6 separate regions of the Homo sapiens genome follow, and all the other regions are linked to region 2. The links are chromatin loops, found by intact Hi-C in ENCODE. Cell type or tissue: GM12878. All regions are shown on one strand. Region 1 has its middle 18 kb from the start of GK. Region 2 has its middle 12 kb from the start of TAB3-AS1. Region 3 has its middle 18 kb from the start of GK-AS1. Region 4 holds the start of GK (glycerol kinase). Region 5 overlaps TASL (TLR adaptor interacting with endolysosomal SLC15A4). Region 6 holds the start of TAB3 (TGF-beta activated kinase 1 (MAP3K7) binding protein 3).

What was found. A loop is a pair of places that touch in the nucleus more often than their neighbours do. Peaks named below come from ENCODE experiments on the same cell type or tissue, not always from the same donor. Only the 100,000 strongest peaks of a DNase experiment are listed, where the experiment ranks them.
Region 1: a loop joins it to region 2, with 9 times the contacts of the local background. A loop is called at or near these places in 6 of 110 quality-filtered maps.
Region 3: it touches region 2 in a loop (9-fold over the local background); 17 of 110 quality-filtered maps call a loop at or near these places.
Region 4: a loop joins it to region 2, with 2.9 times the contacts of the local background. A loop is called at or near these places in 4 of 110 quality-filtered maps.
Region 5: it touches region 2 in a loop (4-fold over the local background); 2 of 110 quality-filtered maps call a loop at or near these places.
Region 6: a loop joins it to region 2, with 4 times the contacts of the local background. A loop is called at or near these places in 9 of 110 quality-filtered maps.

What each region holds. Positions count from the first base shown.
Region 1 is chrX:30,633,097-30,638,096 of GRCh38, forward strand. No RefSeq gene overlaps it. Among named protein-coding and RNA genes, the nearest start is that of GK, 18 kb to the right of the region's middle. In GM12878, a CTCF peak has its summit at 2,742; no DNase peak of the experiment used is centred here.
Region 2 is chrX:30,819,842-30,824,841 of GRCh38, forward strand. It overlaps the pseudogene LOC100418759. Among named protein-coding and RNA genes, the nearest start is that of TAB3-AS1, 12 kb to the right of the region's middle. RefSeq lists a silencer at 2,789-2,838. In GM12878, no CTCF peak of the experiment used is centred here; a DNase peak (open chromatin) is centred at 2,666; H3K27ac peaks cover 650 bases.
Region 3 is chrX:30,733,522-30,738,521 of GRCh38, forward strand. No RefSeq gene overlaps it. Among named protein-coding and RNA genes, the nearest start is that of GK-AS1, 18 kb to the left of the region's middle. In GM12878, a CTCF peak has its summit at 2,445 (motif pointing right); a DNase peak (open chromatin) is centred at 2,490.
Region 4 is chrX:30,650,917-30,655,916 of GRCh38, forward strand. It overlaps GK (glycerol kinase), which reads left to right and starts at 2,507. Exons shown (of 21, transcript NM_001205019.2): 1 at 2,507-2,699. The coding sequence starts at 2,622. RefSeq lists a silencer at 2,177-2,596. In GM12878, no CTCF peak of the experiment used is centred here; DNase peaks (open chromatin) are centred at 1,855 and 2,295; H3K4me3 peaks cover 1,805 bases; H3K27ac peaks cover 1,841 bases.
Region 5 is chrX:30,568,751-30,573,750 of GRCh38, forward strand. All of the region lies in intron 2 of TASL (TLR adaptor interacting with endolysosomal SLC15A4), which reads right to left. Among named protein-coding and RNA genes, the nearest start is that of TASL, 6.5 kb to the right of the region's middle. In GM12878, a CTCF peak has its summit at 1,960 (motif pointing right); a DNase peak (open chromatin) is centred at 3,423; H3K4me3 peaks cover 1,632 bases; H3K27ac peaks cover 1,568 bases.
Region 6 is chrX:30,887,024-30,892,023 of GRCh38, forward strand. TAB3 (TGF-beta activated kinase 1 (MAP3K7) binding protein 3) reads right to left here and starts at 2,231. Exons shown (of 11, transcript NM_152787.5): 1 at 2,091-2,231. RefSeq lists a silencer at 1,887-2,276 and an enhancer at 2,437-2,606. In GM12878, no CTCF peak of the experiment used is centred here; a DNase peak (open chromatin) is centred at 2,478; H3K4me3 peaks cover 2,644 bases; H3K27ac peaks cover 2,017 bases.

The DNA.
Region 1 (5,000 bases), 190 kb before region 2:
ATCTCTTTATCATATTGTCTTCCCAAAGAAGAACACGTGTGTTACTTCTTGTGTTTAGAGTTATTTCTGCTCTTACAGTTGCCGAATCCTTCTTTACAAGTCATAGATGTCTCTCATTAGATTAGTACCTAAATAGGTAATGTTTTCATTTTATTATTATTATTGAGACATGGTCTTGCTCTGTCACCCAGGCTGCAGTGCAGTGGTGCAATCTCAGCTTACTGCAACCTCCGCTTCCCCAGCTCAAGAGATCCTCCCACCTCAGCCTCCTGAGTAGCTGGGACCACAGGTGTATGCCACCATGCCTGGCTAATTTTTTGTATTTTTGGTAGAGATGAGGTTTCACCATGTTGCCCGGGCTGGTCTCAAACTCCTGAGCTCAAGTGATCCACCCGCCTCAGCCTCCGAAAGTATTGGGATCACAGGCATGAGCCACCATGCCCGGCCTAATGTTTTTATTATCTCCTACATTTCCAAAGCATAATGGGTCCAGAATTTGCTTTGACCATATCATGACCTAACATTTTATTTTTTACACAGCACCTTCCCAACCACTGTCTCATTTGAGACCACCCTGTGAGAAAAGTTAAGCTCCAGGCATGTGACTTCAGAGATAAAAACATGTAAAAAGTTAGCCCAAGGTCACTCAGCCAATGACTGCTGGAAATGAGTCTCAAGTCCCTAACCTAGAACCCTTTCCACTTTCTTTAATGGGTTGCACAAGAAAACATTGATTTGCAGTTCTCGAATAATCAGTGATGTTGAGCTTTTTTTCATATGTTTGTTGGCCACATATTGGTGATTGTTAAAAAGTAAAGAAACAACAGATGCTGGCGAGGCTGTGGAGAAATAGAAACACTTTTAAACTGTTGGTGGGACTGTGTAAATTCCCACCAACAGTTTAAAAGACTGTGGAAGACAGTGTGGTGATTCCTCAAAGACCTAGAACTAGAAATACCATTTGACCCAGCAATCCCATTGCTGGGTACATATCCAAAGGAATATAAATTATTCTATTATAAAGATACATGCATGCGTATTTCACTGCAGCCCTATTCACAATAGCAAAGACATGGAATCAACCCAAGTGCCTATCAATAAATAGACTGGGTAAAGAAAATGTGGTACATATACACCATGGAATACTATGCAGCCATGAAAAGGAACAAGATCACGTCCTTTGCAGGGACATGGATGGAGCTGGAAGCCGTTATCCTCAGCAAACTAACGCAGGAATAGAAAACCAAATACCGCATGTTCTCACTCATAAGTGGGAGTTGAACAATGAGAACACATGGACACAGGGAGGGGAGCAACACACACTGGTGCCTATCGGGGCTGGGGGGTGTGTATGGGGAGGGAAAGCATCAGGAAAAAATAGCTAATTCATGCTAGGCTTAATATCTAGGTGATGGGTTGATAGGTACAGAAACCACCTTGGCACATGTTTACCTATGTAACAAACCTGCACATCCTGCACTCACATTATGGAACTTAAAATAAAACAAAATTTTTTAAAAAAAGAAAACATTGAAATGTCAAGTTTTTTCTTTGTTATTATATTTTCTTACTATCAGTTCCTTCAGATCAATAAAAGTTCATAGTCACATGATACAGGAGAAAGCCCAAAATCCTGGCATAGGTTATTTATTACTCTTGTGCTAATGAACAAGGCTTAAACTTTCTGAGCTTTATTTTTCTTTTTTCTTTTTTTTGAGACGGAGTTTCACTCTTGTTGCCCAGGCTGGAGTGCAGTGGTGTGATCTTGGCTCACTGCAACCTCTACCTCCCGGGTTCAAGTGATTCTCCTGCCTTAGCCTTCCAAGTAGCTAGGATTACAGGCATGCGCCACACTCAGCTAATTTTGTATTTTTAGTAGGGATGGGGTTCCACTATGTTGGCCAGGCTGGTCTCGAACTCCTGACCTCAGGTGATCCACCCACCTTGGCCTCCCAAAGTGCTGGGATTACAGGCGTGAGCCACCACGCCAGGCCTGAGCTTTAGTTTTCTTATGTGCAAAACCAGAATACCACCTGTCATGTCTACTTTGCAAGGTTTCAAAGATAAAACGACATCAGGTATATGGAAATCCCCAAAAAACGTTACTGAGAAAAGTCGCCAAATTTCTCTTAGTCTTTTTTTTTCCTTTTTTTAATACAGACGGGGGTCTCACTATGTTACCCAAGCTGGCCTTGAATTCCTAGTGATCCTCCAGACTCAGTCTCCCAAGTAGCTGGAACTACAGATGCGCACCACCAGCTACTTAGTCTATTTTTTTTTTTTTTTTTGAGACGGAGTCTCGCTCTGTCGCTCAGGCTGGAGTGTGCGGTGGCACCATCTCGGCTCACTGCAAGCTCTGCCTCCCGGGTTCACGCCATTCTCCTGCCTCAGCCTCCTGAGTAGCTGGGACTACAGGCGCCTGCCACCACACCCGGCTAATTTTTTGTATTTTTAGTAGAGACCGGGTTTCACCGTGTTAGCCAGGATGGTCTCGATCTCCTGACCTCGTGATCCGCCCGCCTTGGCCTCCCAAAGTGCTGGGATTATAGGCATGAGCCTCCGCACCCAGCCTAGTCTATTTTTTAATGTAGAAAATGAGGAGTTATCTCTAAGGGTTCTTCCAACACAATTAGTCTATCAAGGCTGCTAATTACGGGAGCTATTTTCATTTAATTTAAAAATATAATATTCTTACTTGATAATTGCAATTTCCACCTCTTACTGAGGGTGGCAGTGCTGGTCTCTACAGAGATCAGGATTACTGGCGTTACAACCTTATTATTTGTTACATTTTACAAAACCCTTATTACCGTTCTTAAATATTTTGTGTGGTATGTGTATATTTTTTTAAGTATAAATGAAATGAAACTTTGTTTTGTATTAGAGTGTGGTACTATTCTTTTTTTTTTTTTTTTTTTTTTCCAGATACAGTCTCAAGGTGATGCCCAGGCTGGAGTGCAATGGCACGATCTCGGCTCACTGCAACCTCCGTCTTCTGGGTTCAAGCGATTCTCCTGCCTCAGCCTCCCGAGTAGCTGGGATTACAGGCACGCGCCATAATGCCTGGCTCATTTGTTTTGCATTTTTAGTAGAGATGGGGTTTCACCATGTTGGCCAGGCTGGTCTCTAACTCCTGACCTCAGGTTGTCCGCGTGTCTGGGCCTCCCAAAGTGCTGGGATTACAGGCGTGAGCCACGGTGCCTGGCCGACATGCCTTTTAAAAAAAAATAGGCTGGGCGCGGTGGCTCACTCCTGTAATCCCAGCACTTTGGGAGGCTGAGGCGTGGATCACGAGGTCAGGAGATCGAGACCATCCCGGCTAACATGGTGAAACCCTGTCTCTACTAAAAATGCAAAAAATTAGCCGGGCGTGGTGGCGGGCGCCTGTAGTCCCAGCTACTCAGGAGGCTGAGGCAGGAGAATGGCCTGAACCCTGGAGGCGGAGCTTGCAGTGAGCCGAGATCGCGCCACTGCACTCCAGCCTGGGCAACTGAGCGAGACTCCGTCTCAAAAAAAAAAAAAAAAAAAAAGGCATGTCATTGGGGTGGCAATGGTACTGAGGTTAGAATTTCAATCAGGTGATTTGTGCAACTCCAGTTCTTTGTATTTACTTGCTATGTTATGACATTTTTGTTGGTTACCATCACTGCATCCACATTAGTTCTTTAAGTAGGTTAGACGTCATCCTGAACCTCCCCACCTTGATTACCTATGTGAATGACAGTGTCGACCATTGAAAGCAGAGAAGAGTTCATAGGAAGGTATCGAGGCACTCTGATCTAACTACTAAACATTGGATTCTGCATACTTTATTAAGTAGAGTTTGCCTTTGGGTAAAAACTGTAAAGGTCATATCATTTTTCCTCTGGCTCCTAACTTTTCTCCTGCAGCCTCTGCTTGACCTTTTGCCCAGTTCTCTCCTATTAGGGGGAACCAGATCTGAGAGGCAGAATGTAGAGAAAAGGGCACTGCTTTGGCATTAGAAAACCTATGTTGTCATCTTTACTCTGCCACCCTGATTTTGATTTACTCCAACTTAATCATTTAAACTTTGAGCCTTGGTTTCCTCATTTATAAATTGGGGTCAATGATGGTTAATTGAAGGTTGCTGAAAGACATAAACAGGAAAGTATTTATATAATTTATACATTTAGATTATTCATTTATCGAGATTTAAGCATAATATTTAATGTATTGCTCCTTACAGCAGTTTGTAAGTAACTCCAGGGCCCTTGCATGTGCTGCTGGTTGTGCTGGAATGACTTCTGTCCTTTACCTTTAGGATTCTGACTCTAAAAGACTGGTTAGAGTTTCCTCCTTCGTGATTCCCATAGCACTTATGCTTCCTTCTGTTTGGTCTTTACCACATGTTACAATTCCTATTTACCTGTCTACATCTCCCTCTAGAGCAACTGGAGTCTTCAAGAGCAGAAACTAGCCTGGCATGGTGGCTCGTGCCTGTAATCTTAGCACTTCGAGAGGCCTAGGTGGAAGGATTGCTTGAGCCCAGGAGTTCGTGACCAGCCTGGGCAACATAGTAAGACCCCCGTCTCTACAAAAATACAAAAATTAGCTGGATCTGGTGGCTCATGCCTGTAGGCCCAGCTACACAAGGGGCTAAAGTGGAAGGATTGCTTGAGCCTAGGAGGTCTGCATTGAGCCGCGATCATGCCATTGCACTCCAGTCTGGGTGACAGAGTGAGAGCCTGTCTCCAAAAGCAAAAAACAAAAAAGAGCCAGAACATGCATCTTAATAGGTTTAGATAAAATACAGGATGTCCAATAGATATCTAATACAGAAGGAAGTTAGGGGGAAAGGATGGAGAAAATAAGTCCAGGTAAAATGATAATACAAGACTGACTATGAAATGTGCTGTGGGAGTTAAAATAGGAACAGGTCATATTTGCTTGGGAAATCTACTTCATAGAAGTGGAGGCCAGGCGTGGTGGCTCACGCCTGTAACCACAGCACTTTGGGAGGTCAAGGCGGGCAGATCACC
Region 2 (5,000 bases):
GCCAGTTGAACAAAGAGCCCAGAAATAAATCCTCATATTTACAGTCAATTGCTTTTTGACAAAGGTGCCAAGGACATATGGGGAAAGGGCAGTTTCTTCAATAAATGGTGGCGGGAAAACTGAATATCCACATACAGAAGAATGAAATTAGCTCATTATCTCACTCTATATAAAAATCAACTCAATGAATTAAAGATTTAAACATAAAATCTGAAAATGTGAAACTACCAGAAGAAAATATAGGGAAAAAGCTCCATGACATTGGTCTGGGCAATGATTTGTTTTGAATATCTTCCCCTAAACACAGGCAACAGAAGTGAAAATAGACCAAGGGATTATATCTAATTAAAAACCTTCTGCATAGCCCAGGAGACAATCAGAATGAAGAGATAACCTATGGATGGGAGAAAATATTTTCAAACCATACATCTGATCAGGGGTTAATATTCAAAATACATAAGGAATTCAGGCAACTCAATAGCAAGAAAACAACCCAATTAAAAATGGGCAAAGGAACTGAATAGACCTTTCTTTCTCTTTTTTTTTTCTTTTGAGACAGAGTCTCACTCTGTTGCCCAGGCTGGAGTTGGAGTGCAGTGGCGTGATCTCAGCTCACTGCAACCTCAAGCGATTCTCCTGCCTCAGCCTCCCAAGTATTTGGGATTACATGCATGTGCCACCACACCCGGCTGATTTTTGTAGTTTTTAGTAGAGACAGGGTTTTGCCATGTTGTCCAGGCTGGTCTCGAGCTCCTGGGCTCAAGTGATCCACCTGCCTCGGCCTCCCAAAGTGCTGGGATTACAGGCATGAGCCACCGCACTCGTCCTCAAAAAGATGAAAGATAAATGTTGGTAAAGATGTGAAGAAAAGGGAACCCTTGTACACCATTTGTGGAAATGTAAATTGGTACAGCCACTATGGAAAACAGCATGAAGGTTCCTTAAAGAATCAAATATAGAACTACCTTGTGATCCAGCAATACTACTATTGGTTATATCTGAAAATATGAAATCAGTATGTCAAAGAGATATCTGCACTCCCATGTTAATTGCAGCACTATTTACAGTAGCCGAGATATGGAATCAACCTAAGTCTCCATCAATGGATAAATGAATAAAGAAAATGTGCTATATATACACAATGGAATACTATTTAACCTTAAAAAATAAGGAAATCCTGTCATTTGTGACGTGGATGAACCTGGAGGATATTATGTTAGGTGAAATAAGCCAGGCACAGAAAGACAAATACCACATAATCTCCCTCATATGTAGAAGCTAAAAAGGCAAATTCACAGAAGCAAAGAGAAGAACGTTGGTTACCAGAAGCTGGGGAGTGGGAAGATTGGGGAGATGTTGGTCAAAGGATGCAAAATTTCAGTTAGGAGAAATAAGTTCAAGAGATGTATTGCACCACCTGGTGACCATAGTTAACAATATATTGTATTCTTGGCCAGGCCCAGTGGCTCATGGCTGTAATCCCAGCACTTTGGGAGGCAGAGGTGGGAGGATCACTTGAGGCCAAGAGTTCAAGACCAGCCTGGTCAGCCTAGTGAGACCCCCCCCCCAGTCTCAAAACAAAACAAAGCAATATATTGTGTTCTTGAAAAATGCTGGGAGAGTGGATGTAAAGTGTTCTCACCATAAAAATGGTAACTATGTGAGGTAATGCATATGTTAATTAGCTCAATTTAGCCATTCCACAATGTATACATATTTCCAGGCATCATGTACATAAGACAATTTTTATCAATTTAATAATAAATTAAGGGAAATAGGATGTGGTATGAGGTGCTTTTACTTCGGTGAATGAAATTTTTACAAGAGATATTTATGTCTACTAACAGATATTTTAGTCATTTCATACTCCTCATAAAGTCAGTATAAGTTGTTGTAAAAAAAAAATCATCTCTAGTTCCCAGCTAGTCACAAGAAGGATCTGTTGTAAAAGCCTGATTATTGATAACAGGTCCTTAGTCCCAAGAGGGAGAGTCAGTGTTAAAGCCATTTCAGAAACTTTCAAATCCATAGTTTCTGATCAGGACTTTTCTGTATGGAATCTCATTCACTCCAAGCATGATGTGATCCTCTGTACTGAAGTCTAGAGTTTTGTCTGTTCCAGAATGAACTTTTGTTTTGTTTTTTACATTTTTTAATATCTTTGTAAGAATTTTTGCATCATCAATGGTCTGTCTTATTGATGGGATTCAAAGTGTTTGACTTCTGAAGAAATAGAAGTTTTCCCACAAATGCTTTGTATAGTTTTTCACCTGTTTGTTTCAAGTATGCTTGAAAAGAGGATTAGGGGCAGTAAATACCATCTTCTGGGTGTGACACACGTAAGGCTTCCTTTAATATGCATGCAAATCTGACAGGTCAGTTTGCTGCTGGATTAGGCAAATCTCTGTCCACTCCTCTTTCTTAGACATATGGCTTCTCTCCACTAGGTGTCTGTATCAGTCTGTTTTCACACTGCTATGAAGAACTACCTCAGACTGGGTAATTTATGAAGGAAAGGGGTTTAATTGACTCACAGTTCCACAGGCTTAACAGGAAGCATGGCTGGAAGGCCTCAGGAAACTTACAATCATGGCAGAAGGCAAAGGGAAAGCAAGCACCTTCTTGGTGGCAGGAGAGAGAAGAGAGTAAATGGGGAAGTGCTACACACTTTTGAAACTCACATCAGATCTCTAAGAACTCGCTATCATGAGAACAGCAAGGGGGAAATCCGCCCTCATGATCTAATCACCTCCCACCAGGCCCCTCCTTCAACACATGGGGATTACAGTTTGACATGAGATTTGGATGGGGATATAGAGCCAAACCATATCAGTGTGCTCGCGTGAGTATTGAGACTGCTAGAAGTTGCAAATTGTAAATCACATATATCACATTTACAGGTTTTTTTTTTCCTTACCGTGATACATGTGACTATGGGTGATTACCTGGCATGTTTGAGCTAAGCCTTTATCACATAATTCACATTTGTAAGGCTCCTCACCCATATGAGTTCTTACATGAGTTTTCAGCTGGTTACAATGGGTACATACTTTTCCACAGACGTGGCCGATACAGAGTTTGACTCCTTTATGTATACTCACATGCATTTTAAAGCTGCTGGCTTCTAAGAACACTTTCTCACACATGTTACACATCAGCTTGGCCTTGGAATACTTCTGATCCAACTCTTTCCCCAGAGCTCTCCAGCTCATAAGGATTCTTGACACTGGCCATATTAGACAGAGTATTCTCTCAGACTATAGCTGGGCTACAAATTTTGACATTTCCATTTCACTGTTAGAGTTTGCATAGAGACATCTTGTGTTGGAAACGTTATTTCCCACAAGTGACGTCGACTACAGTTCTGAATTATTTCTTTGTGCAACATCTTCTATTATGAGTGTGGACAATTCATTTACATCTAGAAATAATTCAACATTTGCACAGTATAAAACATTACTGGGATATGGCACTATTTTCTCCTGTTCTTTGGGAGCTGAAAATCTTTTTAGTTTGAGATAATGTCTTTGCCACAGGCTCTTGTTGAGGAGTCACCTGAACTAAATCTGACATTGTTTTTTATTCCATTTTTTAATTATTTAGAAGAGCTTTTTCTTTTAATTTTCAGGTGGCTTGATTTTAGTTATTTTTAGATTTGATGCCTTACAATCAGAAAAGTGTGGCCTGTTTAATTCTGTTTTAGAAATTGAGGTTTTCTCGATTTTTTGGGGGGTAAATGTTTGGACATTTGAAAGAACAGTTGGTTATTGGGAGGTATAAAGTTTTATTATAGTAGATTTAACCAAACTGATAATATTCACTATTTGTCTATTTTGCATGTGAAAATCAGACAGTTGTGTTCCTTTATTTGACCTTCATAGGTAAGATTTTTTCAGTCGTCCTGTCCCATGTTTCTTATATCTTCGTTGCTTCTCTCCTATCTGCTGTGTTTGTTTTTTCTGGTATTCCTTATTGCATCTCCTGAGTCTAGATTCACATTTATTTCTTCTATATGTCAGCTCTTCATCTCAATATCCCTTTCCTCTGAATTCTACAATCTCTGTTGACTCAGTTCTCTGAACTTCACTACCTGTATTTGTATTTTAGAGTTTTAGTAAAAAATTAGTTTTCCTTTGAAGGAAACCTTTTTTGATCTGATTGTTCCTTTTTGAGAGATACAACATTGTTATAAATTTTGTTTGGAATTCAATTTAGAAATTAAGGTTTTCTCTTTCCCTTCTGTATTATGAGATTCTTTTTTCAGAATGCTACATCTTCATGTACATTTGATTTTTAAACAATTTTAAATACCATGTGGGTCACATTGTTTAAATCTTTTAATATCTTAAGCAAAAATTGTTCTACTTCTGTAGTCTTATTTTTCTTGGTTGGAAATTACTAAAAATATTAGAAAGATCGGGAAGTTCAGTGCTTTGCTAAGCATTTCTTTTCAGCCAGTCAGTAACAGGCATCAATGGGTGCTGTTTTAAATATTTATTGTGGGGTTGAAAACTGCTCCCTGGAATTCTCAGCTGGGCCAAGCAAGCTTTTCCTCTATGTTCATTGTGGCAGCTTGAAGTTACTTGGTGCCTTATGCCGCTTAACTAGGTGGCCAAACCACTCCCATTAAATGCTTTCTGTAGTGAACTGTGGTGCCAAGTGAGCCAGAAGGCAAGTGCTGTCATCTACATGCTTCCTGTCCAGCACATATTATCCCTTCCCATTTGCCCACGGCTCAGAGTTTGGGGGTCTTCCTGGGTTCTTTTGAGGAGTCCCATAGACTTGGTTTGCAGGTTGACTTTCACTGATGGCTGGAATTGTGTGCTGGCCGACACTGGTTGCTACTGCCCTCCATACATCCCCATCTGCTTCCTGTAATTTCTGACCCTGAGAGCCTATTCTCCAGTCCTTAAAAATGTTTTTGTTAGTTACACCAGTGGAATTTGGGAAGAGAAACTCAAATCGTAATCTTACAATCAGAGTCTTCCTGCCACATGTGA
Region 3 (5,000 bases), 86 kb before region 2:
TGTAATCCCAGCTACTTGGGAGGCTGAGGCAGGAGAATCGCTTGAACCCGGGAGGTGGAGGTTGTGGTGAGCCAAGATGGCGCCACTGCACTCCAGCCTGGGTGACAGGGTGAGACTCCATCTCTAACAACAACAACAACAACAAAACACACAAACAAAAAAGAAATTACATCCTTCCTTAGCCATTCACTTGTTATGAACAGAATTTAGAAGACTCAAAAAAGAAATGCCCATGTGTTTTCTATATAGTACCTTCCATGAATTTTAATAGATAACTGCATAGCTGTAAGACCACCATATTTGTAATTATGTGTTAAGGCTAGAAAGTTTCTAGACAGAAAAGTCTTGACTCTACATTTAACTGTAATGTCCAAGGGAAAATAATTGTGATCATCAAATTAGATTTTAAGTTACGCAGAAGACCTGTTTTATTGTATTCCGGGTTCTAATTCATTACAGTCCAAAGAAAGTACTAAATAATAAAATGGAATGACATTTGTTTCCTTTATAATATGTGTTTAAAATACCACAAAAACGTGGTTAAAACGGTAGGGTGATGAGGTGATTAAAACCTGCTATTGAAGGAAAACTTGACTCTAAAATGGAACAATTCTCTAATTTCACCTATGCTGGGTTTTTCCCCCATTATGGTTTGATACTTTAATTCTCCTTGCCCACACTCAGGGAGACGTTACTGCTAGTTAGTTGCATTATCTAATCGATTTTAAAGGAAGAGACATAACTAATGAATAAAACTAAGTTATTAGGATTCTTCCGTGACTTTTCAATGTTTTCTATGTCTCCATCCCACAGGTTCAGTTAATTCTCTAACTCTATATGTTAAATAGATGTGTATCCTGCAAGGATATACACTCACCCCCAACACAGACACACACACACAGAGAGACAGTACATTTTTTTTCCTTTTGAGACGTAGTCTCACTCTGTCGCCCAGGCTGGAGTGCAGTGTCGCGATCTCAGCTCACTGCACTCCACCTCCCGGGTTCAAACGATTCTCCTGCCTCAGCCTCCGGAGTAGCTGGGACTACAGGTGCACGCAGCCATGCCTGGTATTTTTGTAGTTTTAGTAGAGACGGGGTTTCACTATCTTGGCCAGGCTTGTCTCGACCTCCTGACTTCGTGATCCATCCGCCCCAGCCTCCCAAAATGCTGGGATTACAGGTATGAGCTACTGTGTCCGGCCAGAGTACATATTTTTGTTCAGGATAATCAGAAATGAGTATAAGAGAGATTCTTAATGTTTTCTATTAAGCAGGCTCATTTAGAATAAACAAAACCAGAGCTATTATCTTCTATGGATTAAGACTGGAATAATAAAAATTATTGGAAGGAGATTTTTTGTCAGGTCTCCCATATATACAGGTGTTCATCAGAGACACCATGTTCCCCTTCTCTCCCTCTCAGAGAGAGACACCCATGGATGGCAGGCGTGGGCAGGGCCGTGCCTGTCGTACACAGGGCTTTGTATATGCTGAAGCCTGCAGCTGTTTATTATTGACTCCTAATTAGCTCCAACAACTGTGTTTGGCTAATTGAATTGCACTCCCTGCTAGCCACCTGAGCCTTCCCAAAAGAAGATTGCCCTTCAAAACTAAGGAAAGAAAATATTCACACCATTATCCAGCCCCAGATTCTTGGCTTGAGCCAAGCACCTATGTAGCTCAAGCCAAGGATTTCTGTGCCCAGCTCGAAGAACTGGTGAAGCTACAAGTGTTAACATAGGTGTCTTACATTTAGATCATAGTGGACAGGACTTCAATGGTTGTGTTTTTTTATTATTATTATTATTAGGTTGTATTTTAGACACCATAATGCCAATTTTAAGTGATTTTAATGTGGAGAGATGCTGAACCATTTCTGCTGAAATGTCTCAGATATCCAATCAACATTTATTAAGGAATTGTACCATACAAGATTCCCCTATTTTTCAACCAGAGAATCAGAAGCTTAGGGAAAAAAAAAATTCCCTTGTTTTCCAACTCCATCACTTGTAGTCTAAACTATTTTAAGTTTTATTTATTTTCTTGAGATGGGGTGTTGCTCTGTTGCCCAGCCTAGAGTGTAGTGGCACAATCACGGTTCACTGCAGTCTCGACCTCCCAGACTCAAGCCATCCTCCAGGATTAGCCTCCTCAGTAGCTGGGACCACAGGCACGTGCCACCACACCCAGCTAATTTTTAAAAAAAATTTTGTGGAGATCGGGGAGGGCTCACGATATTGCCAAGGCTGGCCTTGTACTCCTGGGCTCAAGAGATCCTCCCACCTCGGCCTCCCAAAATGCTGGGACTACAGGTGTGAGCCACCACACTCAGCCTAAACTCTTTTATCAGCTTGCTAAAGGCCATGTAAATAGAATAGGCTCTAGTGACCCAGTTATCTTTTGAAAAGCTGGTCTCCTGTAAGAAACAAATTCGGCCGCTAGGTGACGCTACTTTCCACAGTCGGGCTTCTCTGTCTTAGACATTTCTTCCTATCAGCAGAAGTTGCTACTGTACTGGTTTTTGGTAATCATAGTAAAGTGAAAGCATTGTAGTGACTGTGGGAGATGTACAGAATGCTTTCATGATAAGATCGTAAAAACCAGAGGCTTAACTGAATCCAACAATCTGTTTACGCTCTTGCATCTTTGATTTTCCTTAGACTTTTAGCTCATCATAAAAGTCAGGTTTATAGACATTTCTCTATAATTTAACACTTAATACTTCAAATATCTCTGCTAATTACACATATACTCTGCTAAATTTATTCAATCATAAATATATTCTTAGTTATAGCCTATTCTATTAAAAAAGCGTTTTTTTAAAAAAAAAACTTCTGTTTATACTTGAGTCTTGGAATGACATACTAGAATCAACCAATTCCAAGGCAAAATTCTTCCTCCATTATTTTCTCAATATGAACCAAATTTTTTTTACTCTTATTTTTTTGCTTTTGCCTTTCACCGAATGATTCTAGAAAGGTATACAGAAAAAAAATCTTTTTATATAACAATCTATAAACATGACCAAATCAAGACAAAATCGTGTTAAATTGTCCCTTATGTTGATAGCATCATTATCATGTCAATACCAGGCAAATCTTTAACTCTATTATCATTGTCATTAGCTTTTTACATGTTGAGATTTACAAAGTTATTAAGAAAGTATTCTTTATTACTACAATCCATCAGCATTTTGATCATACGTTGTAAGTGCCATAGCATCCAAGTATAATAAAACTGCCAGGCACAGTGGCTCACACTTGTAAACTCAGCACTTTGGAGGCCAAGGTGGGAGGATCACTTGAGGCCAGGAGTTTGAGACCAGCCTGGACAACACAGTGAGACCTCATCTCTACACAAAAATAATTTTAAAAAGAAAAATTGGCCAGGCATGGTGGTACATGCCGGTGGTCCTAGCCGACATTCCACATACAGTTTTAAGACACAAAGTATATACTTCTAAAAAAACCCACAATAGATTCCTATCAACAATAATAAGCTACATACAGGATTAAATTTATTTAATCATATAATCTATAAGCCAGTAATTTTTTTTTTTTTTTTTGACAGGGTCTTATTCTGTCACCCAGGCTGGAGAGCAGTGGCGTGATCATGGCTCACTGCAGCCTCTACCTTCCTGGGCTCAGGTGATCCTCCTAGCTCCCGAGTACGAGTACCTGGGACTCATACTTGCACCTGCACCCAGCTAATTTTTGTATTTTTTGTAGAGACAGGGTTTTGCCATGTTTCCCAAGCTGGTCTCAAACTCCTGGGCTCAAGAGACCCACCCACCTTGGCCTACCAAAGTGTTGGGATTACAGGCGTGATCCACCATCCCCGGCCTAAACCAACAATTTTAACACCATAATCCCGTGGGCATCTTTTGGATAAGGTTTATTTCAAATGGAATTGTTTTATTTAAAATAAGAAATTTTAAAAAATTTAATATGTTACTCTAAAAAAACAAACTATTTTGGAACTGAGTAATCCAAATCTAAAAGAAGTAAAGGCATTTTGCTTTGCATTGTACTATTAGTGAAAAATTTAGTTGTAGATTTATAGATGCTATAATTACACAACAATGAAAGTACAGGCAAGGAAAGTAGGCAAATAAATTGTCTTGCTCACAAAACTATTTTTGGAGCTAACTCTCTTATAGAAAATCATCAAAAAGGGTTTTATCCAAAATGTTTCAGTAGGATGTTAACTTGAAATAAAGTGAATGGCCTTAGGGTTATGCTATTCCTTCTTCTCCTCTCAGGTTTCTAGGTTAAGAAATAATGAATTTTGTTTCTAAATGTTGCTTTAGCAGAGCTAATTGTAGCCCCTTGGGTGAAGGGATTGGAGAAAGGAAAATTCAGTTTTTTTACCCTGCTTCAGTAATCAGTTGACTTTGGTATACCCAAGTGGACTTGGCCATTTTAACTGTGTATGCTTAAAGATTTTTCTGAAGTCAAAAGGAAAAAAAATACAATTCTGCCATCAAATATTTGATGACTACAGCAAAATATATTTACATTGTTAACACATTTTTCATAAATATCTTCTCCTCAAAATAACAAATAACAAGAATTATAGTAATGTTTTAGGCATTAAAATTTCAGTTTAAGGTATTTGTGGGGTTTTTTTTTTTTTTTTTTTTGAGACGGAGTCTCGCTCTGCTGCCCAGGCTGGAGTGCAGTGGTGCAATCTCGGCTCACTGCAAGCTCCGCCTCCCGGGTTCATGCCATTCTCCTGCCTCAGCCTCCCGAGTAGCTGGGACTACAGGCACCCGCCACCATGCCTGGCTACTTTTTTTGTATTTTTAGTAGAGACAGGGTTTCACCGTGTTAGCCAGGATGGTATCAATTTCCTGACCTCGTGATCTGCCCGCCTCAGCCTCCCAAACTGCTGGGATTACAGGCGTGAGCCACCACACCCAGCCGGTATTTGTGGTTTTTAATAAATAGTGAGCTGGGTGTATCAGTTATCTATTGCTATGTAAGAGACCACCTCACA
Region 4 (5,000 bases), 170 kb before region 2:
ACATGGTATTGTTTTTATTTGTATTGTTTGTTATTGTTGTATTGACATTTTTTCAAATATTTTTGATCTGCGGTTGGCTGAATCCTTGGATAAGAGACCCTCACATATGGAAGGCTGACTGTAATTCTAAAAAAATAAGACAAAGTGGACTTATAAGAATTCACAGTAGGCCGGTCGCAGTGGCTCACGCCTGTAATCCCAGCACTTTGAGAGTCCAAGGCGGGCGGATCACGAGGTCAGGAGTTCGAGACCAGCCTGCCCAGCATGGTGAAACCCCATCTCTACTAAAAATACAACAAATTAGCCGGGCATGGTGGCGCGGGCCTGTAGTCCCAGCTACTTGGGAGGCTGACGCAGGGGAATTGCTTGAACCAGGCAGGTGGAGGTTGCAGTGAGCCAAGATTGCACCACTGCACTCCAGCCTGGGCGAAAGAGCAAGACTCCAACTCAAAAAAAAAAAAAAAAAAAAAAAAAAAGTTCACAGTAAATATTTAAGATAGGCTGAGCTCAACTCTTCCATCTAACACCTTTCCCCTTATCTTTACCTCATCTCTAACAGGGTGCTGAGATGTGACGCCTGAAAGGCCAATATTTTGGCTTTTCAGTTTTGTTTTGGTGAAAGGAATGAGGATGTGGAATACACATTGTTGTAGGAACCATAGGATCAACAAATTTAAGAATCCCCCATGTACATCTAGCCCAACTTATTCTGAAATGTCTGAATTCTGATCCCATTGTGCTGCCAAACAAATAATTTGCTGTCCTGTTGGAATCTGAGAGTCAAAAGTATGTGAAAGTTCAAACGTGGTCAGGGATTTTTTTTTTTTAATGGATCGATGTGGTAGGTTTGGTGGCTTTGTTTTTACTGCCTTCTAGAACCAAGAAAATCCTTTTCTATATCATTCACTCAACTAATGCCTTTCACTGTTTTTAGAGGCAAGTTGGCCTGGTTCCTTGCTTATATGCCTGTCTCCCTCTTTTCCTCTTCCAGGAAATTCAGAGATACTGACTCATCTTCACTCTTATATTAAAGCAAGCCAGTTTATCGATAGTTATTAAATCTAGTATGTCCATAAGCAGGCTTCATCTGGAACATTAGAATGTGAGGTCTAGACGGTGTTTAGGAAAATTTGCTTTCAGATCATGTGTGGTAAAACTATACAAACAGAGATGGACAAGTGACGTGGTGTAGAGCAAGGTAAGAAAGGAAAAAAAAAAAAAAGGAAAAGAAATGATGTTCCAGAACACAGAGATTTGGGAAAGGGATGGAAAGAAATGACAGTGGGTATAGCGGAGTGCTTTTAAAATTGATAGAGAGCATGGTGGGTTACAAAAGCAATTTAGTGATTTTCAATCAGCATTAAAAAAAAATGATATGCCATAGAATAAAAATACAGAATGCATACTGTGGAAGGACAAATATTGTTTTGGAAAGTTTTTCTATACATACATAAATGTATATTAGATGTATATAACATGTATTTACATGTGTAACAATTGTAACTACAAATGTGCTCCCCGCCCACACACACTGGAGCCTGGGTTTGTTTTGTAAACTGTTTCACAGTGTGGGTCTTGGTTCCAAGTTTGAAAGCCCTTAGAACACAGGATCCAGAAGGATCCGGGCAAGGTAAATTCAAGGTCAAGGGAGAGTCCCTTTTCTGTCCCCTGCCATCCAAAGCAGTTAATGGAGGGAGAGGAAATGGCGTGTGGGGGAGGGGACCGCAGAGTGAGGCCAAACGAGGAGCAAGGGCGCGTCAGGACGGAGTGGTGCCGGGCGCCTTCTGCCTGAATGGTCGATAGAGGAACTTGGGGAGGTTGATTTTGGGTGCTTTCCTTAAATGCTAAACCGAAAGAACTTCCGCGTTTCTTGTCCCTGAAAAGCTTGCAACGGTGAAGGATTCGCGTTGCTCCTTGAGGTGACCCTATATGGGGTCAATCCCAGCCAAAGGAATGATTACGATTACCAGGGGCCAGATGCAGGGAGGTGGGCGGGGCGTGGGAAACGCGGGAAGGCCGGGCCGGGTAGGTCCACACAGCGACTCACGTCGCTGCACGACTCTGCACAGCCCACTGGAGGGAACAAGCAGTTCTACACACTTTGAGACCCCTATGGAGGCGAGCCCCAGGACACTAGTGGAAGTGCGCTCTTTTCGCCGGCCAGGAGCGCTGCCTGCCAAAGGGCAGTACTCGTCTCCGCCCCATGCCATGCAGCTGGATGGCTCTGCTGTCCGCTCGCCGGGCCCCCACGTGACCTACTGCGCGGGCCGCCGCCTCCACCGCGCCCAGGCCCCGCCCCCGTGACGTCTCATCGCCCTCTGCCTGTCCGAGCGTTCGGCTCTTTTGCGTTTGCTGATTGGCCAGCCCAGGTGACAGCGCCCACCCCCACCCCCCCTGACACGCCCCTGGAGCCTTGGGGGTACGCGGTGGGGGGCGGGGCCTGGGCCGGAGGGGCGGGGTGAGAAGGCTGCGCGCGGGTAAAGGGGCCGCCTCGAGCGCGGTCCGAGCGTTCAGCGGACGCGCGCGGCCTCGATCTCTGGACTCGTCACCTGCCCCTCCCCCTCCCGCCGCCGTCACCCAGGAAACCGGCCGCAATCGCCGGCCGACCTGAAGCTGGTTTCATGGCAGCCTCAAAGAAGGCAGTTTTGGGGCCATTGGTGGGGGCGGTGGACCAGGGCACCAGTTCGACGCGCTTTTTGGTGAGCCCGGGGTGACATGTGAAGAGGCGCTGAGCCGGGGCGGGAGTCGGGGGACGGAGGGGGTGGCTGTTGTGTCCCCATCCCGCATCTCTCCGGCCCGGTGCCCCGGCCGCTGGGCAAGGAGGGAGGCCGGAACGGGACCTGCCACACTGGGGATGCCCCAGCCAGGCCTGGGGGACCTCGGCCTCTCATGACCCCCATGGCCGAGTTGAACAGTCGCAGTTTTGGTGGCGGAGCTGGGTCACCTACTAATGGGGTGACTCTTCCCCCAAAGGGAGCAGGGACTCTCCGAGCATCCGCGCAGAGCGGCCCGCTTGCAGTAGGGGACAGGTGGCCACATTGACGGCTACCGCGGTCTTCCCCAGGAACATTTGGCCTGCGAGACACAGGACGTCCTTGGATGGGGGGAAAGCTGTGTCACGGCTGTGGTAGCTAACACAGCGTCCTTTCCAGCAGTAGAACGAATAAAGTATTGGAGTGATGATGCGTTGTCATCCTCTCCCATAAAAATTGCAGAGGGTTGAATACTGGGGAGGGTGGCAGAACAAATTAGGAAACAGTCACACTACACTGGTTTTGCCATAATCTTTATTTAATTCCGAAGACTCGCAAATTTCAGTTCTGAGACTTTGCCCATTACAAACAAATGATTGTCCTTACTGTGCTTCACAGCATAATGCGACACGGAAATTCTGTTTCTCTTTTTATTTACCATGTGTGACAGCACAGTTTTACCACAAAAGATTGCTATTTAAGTGACTGCTGATTAATTTTTGTGCAATTAGTAAACTTGCTCTTAAAGTGACCTAGCACAGAGTTCAGTAAGATAATTTAAAAGTAATTGAGGCCGGGCGCGGTGGCTTACACGTGTAATCCCAACAGTTTGGGAGGCTGAGGCGGGTGGATTACCTAAGGTCAGGAGTTCGAGACCAGCCTGGCCAACCTGGCATAACAAAAATTAGCTGGGCGTGGTGGCGGGCGCCTGTAATCCTACTTACCCGGGAGGCTGAGGCAGGAGAATCACTTGGACCCGGGAGGCGGAGGTTGCAGTGAGCAGAGATCACACCACTGCACTCCAGCCTGGGCAATCCAGCCTAGCCAACAGAGCGAGACTCTGTCTCAAAAAAATAAAAATAAATAAAAAATAAATAAAAGTAATTGAAATGAATGCCTGCTGATAAAAGCCCATGCTTTCAATGGATATTTGACTAACTTGGCAAGTTGATGTAAATATTTAATGATTATTTAGCTCTTCACTTTACCGCAAATCATGTTTTCCTGTGTTATTTAGTATGTATATATCTGTACATATATACACATATGTGTATATTTATACATAGGCATTATACATACAATGTATATATTTTTTCAAAGTTCTGTCAGAGCTGGCACTTGACTAAAAACTGCATTTGTGCTTTGATCCTGACATATCTTTTTTTGTCTAAAGTGAGAAGCTTTCAGTCTAATTTTGGTTTGAATCTTATTTAATGACTTACCCTGGTTTGAGCTGCCAAGCATAGTTCCACTGTCTCTTGCACTGTTTATCTTTTGATCACCCAGGGCAGGTTTCACTTTGTCTTATATTCATAGAAATGTTTATAGAGTAATCCTGAATCATAAGAAAGTTTGCTTAACTGGATTTGATTAATACATAATATACACGATCATCATCTTCCCAACTTAAGAAAGACCATTAAGACATGTGCCAACTAACTGTGGGTTGATGTTTAAAGCCATATTCAAGAATTGCCCACACAAATGCCTGCAGGGACCAGGCAGGTAGAAGGGGGAAGGCAGACTAGAGAGATATCCAGGTCAAGGGGACAGCTAGTAGCTGCCAAGCAGGAACACAAGCCCAGTGCTGCCAGATCGTCAGATTAAAAGCAGGTAGTCTAGAGTTTTCAATGAAATCTTTCAATTCTTAAATGTTGGCAATTAGTTTATAAAGCACTGTGGGGGCCAAACCAAGCATGGCAGATGTTCTCAAGTTTATACAGCCTTTGCTCAATATGAAAATGGGTAAAATATTTCATAACTTTGTAGGCTTCCTTTAGGAGTCAGCTTGAACTGTCCATGCCTTCTTTTTGACTGTTCATTATTGCTGTCCATGTAGCCCAGCAATCTTCTTTATTCACTACAGGTTGTTCTTGGTCCCTCAGGTTTTGTTGCCTAAAAGACATCTTTCTACATCAATGAAGAAGAACTTGATCAACTTCATATTACCACAATTAATTGTTCAGTCTGTAACATGAACAACATGAGCCTTCAAAAATTGGCTCCTGTTTACTGGGTTCTGTGAGG
Region 5 (5,000 bases), 250 kb before region 2:
CAATGAAGGAAAAGGGCCTAGAATTTTATTTTGAGTACAGTAATGGGCCCCTTTTCCTATTGGTTGTCAACTGAGAGGTTTGCTGGTATCTTAATTCTGGCAGAATAAGAACCCTATCATTCTGATGTGTAGGACCCAAGACAGACCAGTAAAGTGGTGGGTCTGATGACGGAAAAACAGAAAGTGCATCCTAGTGTCTAGGGATAGACACGTCCCCAGCAAAAAAAAAAAAAAAAGGAAAAAAGATTTCTGAGAGGGAGGAGTGGGAGATAAGGTCAGGTCAGGGAGGTAAGTTGGGACATCCAAGACTGAGTACATTTGATTCATCCTGTAGGCACTGCAACGTTCTGGCAGGTAAGGAAGCTGATTCACCACATGATATAATATGGCAATAAAGTGCAAAATTAATTTCAGCAGAGTGAGATTGGTATTAAGGACCCAAGTTAGGAGGCTGTTGGATTCATCCCAGCCTGAGATGACTGGGACAGGAACCAGGAGGGAGGTAGGAGAAAAGAAAGAGAAGGAATGCATTTGAGAGACCAAGACCCCCAGACATGGAAGTGAAGGAGAGAGAGGAGCCAAAAGTAACTCTGAGTGTGGGTATGTAGGGGAAATGGCACCATCATTGACCAAAATGGGAAGATCAGGAGGAGCTGTGGAGGAAGCAATGGGTTTAGCTTAGCTCTTCTTGAGCCTGACAAGAGATAGACTGTCTGGGTGCAAGTGTGTAATTGTCCATTGGAAATTCAGGTAGGCAGCTCATTAGAGAAGCTACTTAAAGTCCACAGTGAAGTCACCTTCCACTTGCAGGCAGTAGGAATTTATATTGGGGGCTTGAGGAGCTTTCTAGGTTTGTAACTTCTTCTATGGGGAGCCTACCTGGAACAGTACAAGGAGGAAGGAGCAGCAGCAAGGGCTTTGTAAAGACTACAAGAGCTTTGGATGCATTGAACAAGTCACATTTTAAAAATCTATATTCGGGCCGGGCACGGTGGCTCACACCTATAATCCCAGCACTTTGGGAGGCCGAGGTGGATGGATCACAAGGTCAGGAGTTCGAGACCATCCTGGCCAACATGGTGAAACCCCGTCTCTACTAAAAATACAAAAATTAGCTGGGGGTAGTGGCGTGTGCCTATAATCCCAGCTGCTCGGGAGGCTGAGGCAGGAGAATCACTTGAACCCAGGAGGTGGAGATTGGAGATTGCAGTGAGCCCAGATAGCGCCACTGCACTCCAGCCTGGCGACAGAGCAAGACTCTGTCTAAAAAGAAAAAAAAAAATCTATATTTGAAGGCAAAATTTAATTTCATACTCATTCAGGCAATATACATATGTGGTGTATATATATAAATATATGTATGTTACCTAGAACATCTCATCTACAAACGTCTTCCAGTGTCTTTTCCTTCACACTTAACAAATCATGGAGAATTGTATATATTTTATAAAATATATATGTGTGTGTACATAAATACTCTCTCTCTCACACACACACACACACACACACATATATATGAAGAGAAAGAGAGAGAGCACGCACTAGTATTTAAGAGACCAGAGTTCTCTGATCTTGTCACTAGCAGTGGTTTTAGTTTAGTTGTTGCCAGATCTATAAAATAGCTAACATAGTACTAGCTACAACCCAGATAATATTCTAAGTGCTTTTTATGTACTAAATTAATTGATCATCACAAAAAAACTCTAATATTTAGGTACTATTATTATGCTCATTTTACAGATGACAAAATTGAGTAGTGTCCAAAATCACCAGCAGTCAGGAAACAGAGCCCAAGTTCATGTTCTTAACCTCTCAGACACTCAACTTATCATCTGTAAATTGAGAATGTGGGATTAAATTATGTCTAGAGTACCATCAAACTTTAATTTTGAATGAGATTATGAAGAATAAAGTGAGCATTAATCAGAATCAAAATTAATTTCTGAAAATTAGCAGCAGAGGGCAGCAGAGAGCACACTAAGGAGGCTTTTAAAAGACCTTTCTAAAGCTATGCAGAGTAATAATACATAAAATTTATAAACAAAAATACATATATTAACACATTTAATCTTCATAATTAATTTCCTAGTTTAGGCCCTTTGCTTCAATTCATCTTCCACTTTAATGCACTTAAAAGGGCCCATTCAAGGCCGGGTGCAGTGGTTCACACCTATAATCCCAGCACTTTGGGAGGCCGAGGTGGGTGGATCACCTGAGGTCGGGAGTTCGAGACCAGCCTGACCAACATGGAGAAACCCCATTTCTACTAAAAATACAAAATTAGTCTGGCGTGGTGGCACATGCCTGTAATCCCAGCTACTCGGGAGGCTGAGGCAGGAGAATCGCTTGAACCCGGGAGGTGGAGGTTGTGGTGAGCTGAGATTGCGCCACTGCATTCCAGCCTGAACAACAAGAGCAAAATTTAGTCTCAGAAAAAGAAAGAAAGAAGGAAAGAAAGAAGGAAAGAAGGAAAGAAGGAAGGAAGGAAGGAAAAAGAGAAAGAAAGAGAAAGAAAGAAAGAAAGAAAGAAAGAAAGAAAGAAAGAAAGAAAGAAAGAAAGAAAGAAAGAAAGAAAGAAACCCATTTGGCCAGGCGTGGTGGCTCACGCCTGTAATCTCAACACTTTGGGAGGCCAAGGCAGGTGGATCACCTCAGGTCAGGAGTTTGAGACCAGCCTGGCCAACATGACAAAACCCCATCTTTACTAAAAATACAAAAAATTAGCAGGGCGTGGTGGTGCATGCCTGTAATCCCAGCTACTCAGGAGGCTGAGGCAGGAGAATCGCTTGAATGGGGTGGGGTCATGGGCAGAGGTTGCAGTGAGCTGAGATCGGGCCACTGCCCTTCAGCCGGGGCGATAGAACGAGACTCCATCTCAAAAAAAAGGGGGGGGGGGCATTACTGCACCCTTTAATGCACCACTAGAATAAAGACAGCATTGCACATCACAATATCCTCAAATTTTAGAGTAGAGACATCAAGAAAAGTTAATTGGGTTTATTTTGACTGATTTTTGCATTTTTCTTAATAATTTTCCATTATTTTTGAAATTCTAATAAGATATCACTGGGTCTCTTCAAGGGTATATAAAAGGTACACTTCAAACAGATGTTAACATATTTGTTAGACTTGATTTCATCTGAGACATCAAAATTTAACCCAATGGATTACTTTAATTGTTCAATGATATTTTGTCACTTGAATTCTTGTTTCTCATCTTAGAGAAGCTATATATATATAAAGCTATATATATGTAAAGCTATATATATTACATATAAAATATACATATATAAAATGTATAAAATTCTCCCTGATTGGTTAGGCGTGAAGGAAAAGACACCTGAGAATATTTGCAGAGGAGATGTTATAGGCAATTTTAGCCCACATTAATCATTAACAGATAGGGGAATGCCAAAATTAACCTTATGTGCAAATTCACAACTTAGAAATATGTGCTAAAGTGCAGTGCCTTGTTAAATCATTTACTTGCTTTTCAGAAGAAACTGCAATGTAAGTTCTCTTTCTAGATGAGCATTTAGTTTTTCAGAAAGCTGTTGTTATCACTTCTTCACATAGACACATTTTTGATTGATTTTTTAAAATTGACAGATAAAATTGTATGAATTTCTCATGTATAATATGGTATTTTGAAGTGTGTATATTGTGAAATGGCAACATCTATCTAATTAACATATATATTAGCTCACAGTTATTATTTTTGTGGTGAGAATACTTATATTCAGTTTCTTATCATTTCTCAAGAATATGATAGATCATCAACTGTAGTCACCATGCTGTACAAGAGATCCTTTGAACTTATTCCTTCTATATAACTGTAATTTTGTATCCTTTGAGCATGCTGATCAAAGGACACACTTTTAATTTACATCTAAACAACACAAGCGTGGAGTCAAAGAGAAAACCTAAGGAAAGAAGAACTTTATAAGGGGGAACGTTTAAAACACCTAAGTTAGGGATCAGCAAACTTTTTTTATACAAGGCCAGAGAGTTAATATTTTAGACTTTGCAAATCATACAAACTCTGTTGCAGCCCTGCTGGCCTAGCAGGAAAGTAACCATAGACAATATGTAAACAAATGATTGTGTCTGGGCTCCTACTAAAGTTTACAAAAACAAGCAGGGGGCCAATTTGGTCCTGGGCTGTGGCTTACCTACCCTTGACCTAAGTCAAAAAGCAGACGCAATAAATGGGATACGCATCATAATAATGACAGCTGTATGCCGAGTGCTTTCCAGGCATAGCCCTTAACCTTCCAACAACACTGCAGATTAGATATTATCATAATCTAGATATGATCATATCCTTTTAAAAATCTTTTAATTTTTTTCTCTTTATCATTATCTAGATTTTCCAAATGAGAAAACTGAGTTTCAGGTATGATAAATACCCCTTCCAAGGCCACACAGCTACTAAGTACTATAGGCAAGATTCAAGCCCAAGTTTACAAACTCCAAAGTGTGTGTTCTGTTCTTAGAACATATCACACTATTGTACAGTTAAGAGCAGTTAGTATCACGCAGTCATAATAACACGCAATTAGTCCTTCCAGGAAAAGGGCATCAGCCCTGATTCCATGTAGTAACAACAGCACTTGCCAAATAAAAGAAGGAAGGTGCAGTGAAGTGCAGAAAGGAAGGCTCCAGGGGAAAGTCAGCACTCACCCCAGAGGGGTGGCCCAGATGACTACACATATGTCCCAATTATGTATCGATGCTCATATGTCTTTGAGGAATACAATTAATTTATCCTCTTTTTTTTAATCTAACCATATGAACATTTTCCTAAACCATGACACTGCTATAGCCTGGCATCGCCTCATCTTTAATTTTGCAACCATCTTTCACAGGGTGATTTAATATTACAGGCTGCACGTGGTGGCTCATGCCTGTAATCCCAGCACTTTGGGAGGCTGAGGTGGGTGGATCACCTGAGGTTAGAAGTTCAAGACCAGCCTGACCAATATGGTGAAACCCTGTCT
Region 6 (5,000 bases), 67 kb after region 2:
CTTTGTATCAAATTATTAAAGAGAAGAAAAACAGGGTCAGCTGTCAAGTACTCCACTTGCTGGAGAAGGCAGGGATGTGTATGTGTACCTCCAAGCTGATAAAGCAAATTCAAACCCCTATAGATAGTTGCCATGTAATAATGTAATTTGAAATACTATTCAGGACTAGAATAAACAAAATATTTGTTCTTTGAAGTATCTTGGGCATGCTGACACAAGAGGCAAAGTAACTGAAAATATCTGAATTTCAGATAGGTCACTACCAGCTATCAGGAATCTCTTTACAGATCAGCAGACTTCTAGCTCAAATGTTACCTCTGGCTAGAAAATGGACGCATCTGAAAAGAAAAAAAAACCTTGAGATTATCTGGAGCCAAGGACACTGAAAGCTTTCAAGATTACCAACAGAACTGAAAGGTTTCTTTGTAACACAAATTTCCATTTTCATAAAATTTGTATCAGTCAGCACAAAAACTTACGCAGAGTATGGTGAAAGAACACACACTCTAGAATCAGACCTACATGAGTTTGAGTTCTAGCTCTGCAATTTACCAGCTATATAATCTCCTCAGCGAAGTCGCCAAAGAATATTGGAGGTTAGTATTGTTCTGTGCAATCGGCATAACATTATCTTTAGCATAGGGTAGCTGTGAGGATCTCCAGTGCCTGAATATAATCGACGTTAGCTCTGTTTGCTCCAACAAACTGTACACAATGTGGTATCTATAACTGAGGGGAAGACTCCATCAAATAAACATATGGATGAAAATTCAGGGTGACTGAATGCAGATTATGTTCTTTCAGATGTGAAGATGAAAATCACATATTTAATATTTACCTTCACTGAAGTCTTTCCCTTGATTAAGCCAGTTGTAAGCAAGTGGGGGCGGGGGCTGTCCCTACGGTTGTAAAGATTCATATCACACACTGACTAAAAAGCATGTATATGTATGTGCCTGTATTCTTCCGGTGTTCATAAAACACACCATCACAAAACTTACCATGGGTGATGAGGCCCTTTATAATTTAACACTGTGCAAAATTAAACTCTCATCTCAAAAAACCCTTTCTTCTTCCACGTGTTCTTGTATACTACTGCAAATCATTACTAAAGCAAAGAAAAAAGTAAATTCTCTTATCCTTTCAAAATGAAAAAGTGCGCAAAGAAAGCTCAGTTTGCCAAACTGTTCCCTTTTCTCATTCATTCTTGTTCTTTTAGAAACCAGAAGTAAATATACTGTATGCCAAAATGACTGCCTGATTGACAAACGTCACTGAAGAAACACATCGAACTGACAAGCCCGGTCTGGACCAAAGGTGGCAAGTTTTCTTAAATAATTTAAATAAGTTACATTTCAGTAGAAACAGAAGGATTTACACTTTAACACATTAACAAACTTTGGATCTTTTTATGCAGCTTACTTTATGCCTCACCTGTCCCTCACCCTTCAAATCCTGCTTTTACGCACTTTATGAGCTGGCACACGGTAGTAAACTACAGAACTCCAACTGGGAATAACTCTAATCTGTTGTTGGACCTCAGAGGACTGCTTGTGCGATCTTTAAAGGAAAGCAGTGTTTTCTCCTTACTCAACACCTACCAACAGTCATCTGGAAACCTCCTCTCCAACAATTCTTACTATACTGCTACTAACCTTCACATCTCTCAACACCCTCAACGGCCCCCACGCTGGTGCTGCTAGTCCTCATCCTCAAACACCTTCCTGGGGGCTTAAAGCCGGTCCACAGAGGCTCACTCTCCGCAATGCCTAGGGTCCGGCGAGGAAGGGCATCGTCCCCTCCGTTTGGGGGACCAAGGCCAATCAAGTCGACACCCCACCCCAGCCACTCCCTCTCCCCTCGGCCTCTCGGGGCGTCTGGGGCGGGCGCGGACGCGCCAGGCCCTGCGCAAACCTCCGGCAGCCCCGCAGTTCCCGCTGTCAGCCGCAGTCCCGGGCCGGGGTGAGTCCCCGGGACGCCGCAGTTGCGCACACGCCCACCGTCTCAGGCACAGGGTCACTGGGACGATCCCGGGGGCGCCCCCGACGTCCCTGCTCGGGCAGGTGCCGGGCCTCCCCGCGGACACTCACCAGGCGGCTGCTGCTCTCTGGCCGCCGCCGCCGCCGCCTCGCCCTCACGCCCGTCGCCTACTCCCGCGGGGGGTCCGGGCCGGCGCCGCTTCCCCGCCCGAACCCCCAGGGTACGCGCCGTGCAGGGCCGGGATCCGGTGTGAGCCGCCGCCGCCGCCGCCGCCCCCTTTCCTCCCTCCTCCCTCAGTGCGTCCCTCCCACCGAGGCCCGCCTCGTATTTCCTAGATCCGGTCTGAGCGAGAGCTTGGCAAGCAAGCTCTGGCTTCAGGGCTTCCGTCGGGCGCCGTCGCTCGCCAGGCACAAAGATGGCGCCGCCGGGTACTGCCCAGGGCGATCTCGCGAGGCTTCCCCCACAGGAACAGGAGGGCGGGGGCCCAAAGGAAAGGTGATAAGTTAGGGAAGCCTGAGCAAACGCTTCCCATATCGGAAATGGGCAGTACCAGTTACCGAAGAAGTTACTGCGCCTGCGTGCGCGGGTAATGACGCATGCCCGGAACGGCCCCTAAAGTAGGACCTAGTTCTCCAGGTTTTACCTGTTTCCACTAGTGGCGCGGGGCGGGGTAATGAAACCCAGTCAAGAAACCCAGTAAAGGGCTTGGCAGGACCAGGCACCAAGTGAGAGGCGTCCCTTAAGGCTTGGTCATCCCTCAGGAGCCCGAATGGCCAACACACTTTTTGCGTCCCCGGGAGTCTTCTAACCCTTTGCTTGTCCTTATGGGTTTTGTCACCGAGTATTCTGTGCAAAGCCTCAGCTGCACCTTCTTCATCCTGTTATGGGTTCACATTATTAATCAAGAGCTTCTTGCTGTGTGCTTGCAGATGGCCTCACAGTTGGCAGCCACAGTCCTCCTGTTTCCCACATCACCATCTAACTTTCTCTTTCATTTTTAGTGCTACATGAGCCATCTGATACTAATAATTCTTTTTCCTATTTTATTTTTTCTTGCTCATTCATTCAAACGTGTGTTGTTCAGTTTCCTATGTGCCAGCTACTGAGGAAATGCTGTGATCTCAGGGAGCTATTGGTCTGGGATGGAGATGAATGAGAAAAAACAATGACGACACTTTAGCACAGTAAGTTCTATGATAGAAATGAGTACAGAGAGGAGTGACAGATATGGGGGGAGGATATAAAATACATCAAAGAGGAAATTCCTTTTTTTTTTTTTGAGACCGAGTCTCACTCTGTTGCCTAGGCTGGAGTGCAGTGGTGTGATCTCGGCTCACTCCAACCTCAGCCTCCCAGGTTCAAGTGATTCTCGTGCCTCAGCCTCCCGAGTAGCTGCGACTACAGGTGTGTGCCACCATGCCCGGCTGATTAGTTTTGGTAGAGACAGGGTTTCTCCTGTTGACCAGGCTGGTCTTGAACTCCTGACCTCAGGTGATCTGCCCGCCTCGGCCTCCCAAAGTGCTGGGATTACAGGTGGTGAGCCACCGCGCCCAGCCAAAGAGAAAATTCTTGAGCGGTGTCTGACAGGCATAGGATTTAGTCCAGTGAATCACTCAGGGCGATAGCAGGAAACAAACCACCCCAATTATTTCAACCAAGAGAATTTAATATCAAGAATTGATTATTAGGCAACTGATAAGGTCAGAGAGAACTCTTAATGTATCGCAGAGGTAGCAACTGCAGGAAGCAGCTACTATGCCTAGAGCTAGGAGGAGGAAGGGAAGAGGTTGGGATTATTACAATTTAGACGTTTAGAGGAATTGCCTTGTGGAGGTAAAACTCAGACCTCTGAGAAAGGAGCAGCATCTGCTGGTGCTCGTGTCTTTGAGTGGGGCTCAAGACGTTGTCTCTGCAAGTGTGGGGAAACTGCAAAGGATCCAACTGCTGCTATGGGAAGGAAGTTCTCCTGTCCCTCTGGGAGCTTCCAATCTCCCTCTAGCCTGGGGATGAGAATGTGACACCTGGACTGGAGCTGAACTTGACCCACATCCTGAAGTAGAGCAGCTCCAGTGTCAAGAGCCACTCATTTTGGAAGCTGGATGTGGTCAGAAAGGGGGTCATTCACTCCTATCACACACCCCACATACTGGGGCCCATCGTGCTGAAACATTTGTAGAAAACCTGCTTCAAGTTCAGGTTTCGGACCAAGCAGAGCAGCCCCAGCCAACTCACAAACCCATGAGTGAGAAATAAATGCTTATTGTAGCATGGCACTGAGACTTTTCCTTATTACGTGGCAAAAGTGGACTAATACGGCAGCTCTGTTCCACAAAGTGAGCCACGGTTTAGTCTCCCTATGTCTTCTTGCTCCACCATTCCTAGACTGTCGTCCTAGTCTACATGGTCCAGAATGGCTCAGCACGACATCACATTTCAGTCATCAAGGGTGTGAAAGCCTACCCATTTCCTTTAAGGGCATGACCCAGAAGTTGTTACCATCAACTTATGTTCACAACCCACTGGCCAGAACTTAATCACGTTATTGCATCTACCTGCAAGGGAGACTGTGAAATGTGGTCTTATTCTAAGCAGTCCTGTAACTAGCTAAACATTCCATGACTTTGGAAAAAACATTGAGGGGACAACCAGAAGCCCCATAAAATTATCAAAACCCAGACCTTATTTGAAGTTATATCTTGTCCTCTCTCCCAGTTGGATCCTACCACCAATGAGGAGCTTGGAGTCAAGGAAGCAGGTGTAACCCTTCTCTTTCCGTCCCTTAGGCTTCTACTTCTCCTACCCTATCTTGCTAACCATAGCTGTATCTCCTCCAGGGATGAAGAGGATAGAAATGGAGGTGGCAAGGTGTTGCTTTACTGATCCTTTCATAAGATGGCTTTGTCCTCTCTGGACATGGCAAATGCCGAAAATTGGCTCTTTGTTGATTTCTTCTGTGAGTTCTTCTTAGGGTCCCACTGGGGAGATTCAGGAGTACCTCTCAGGACACAAATGAAGCTCTT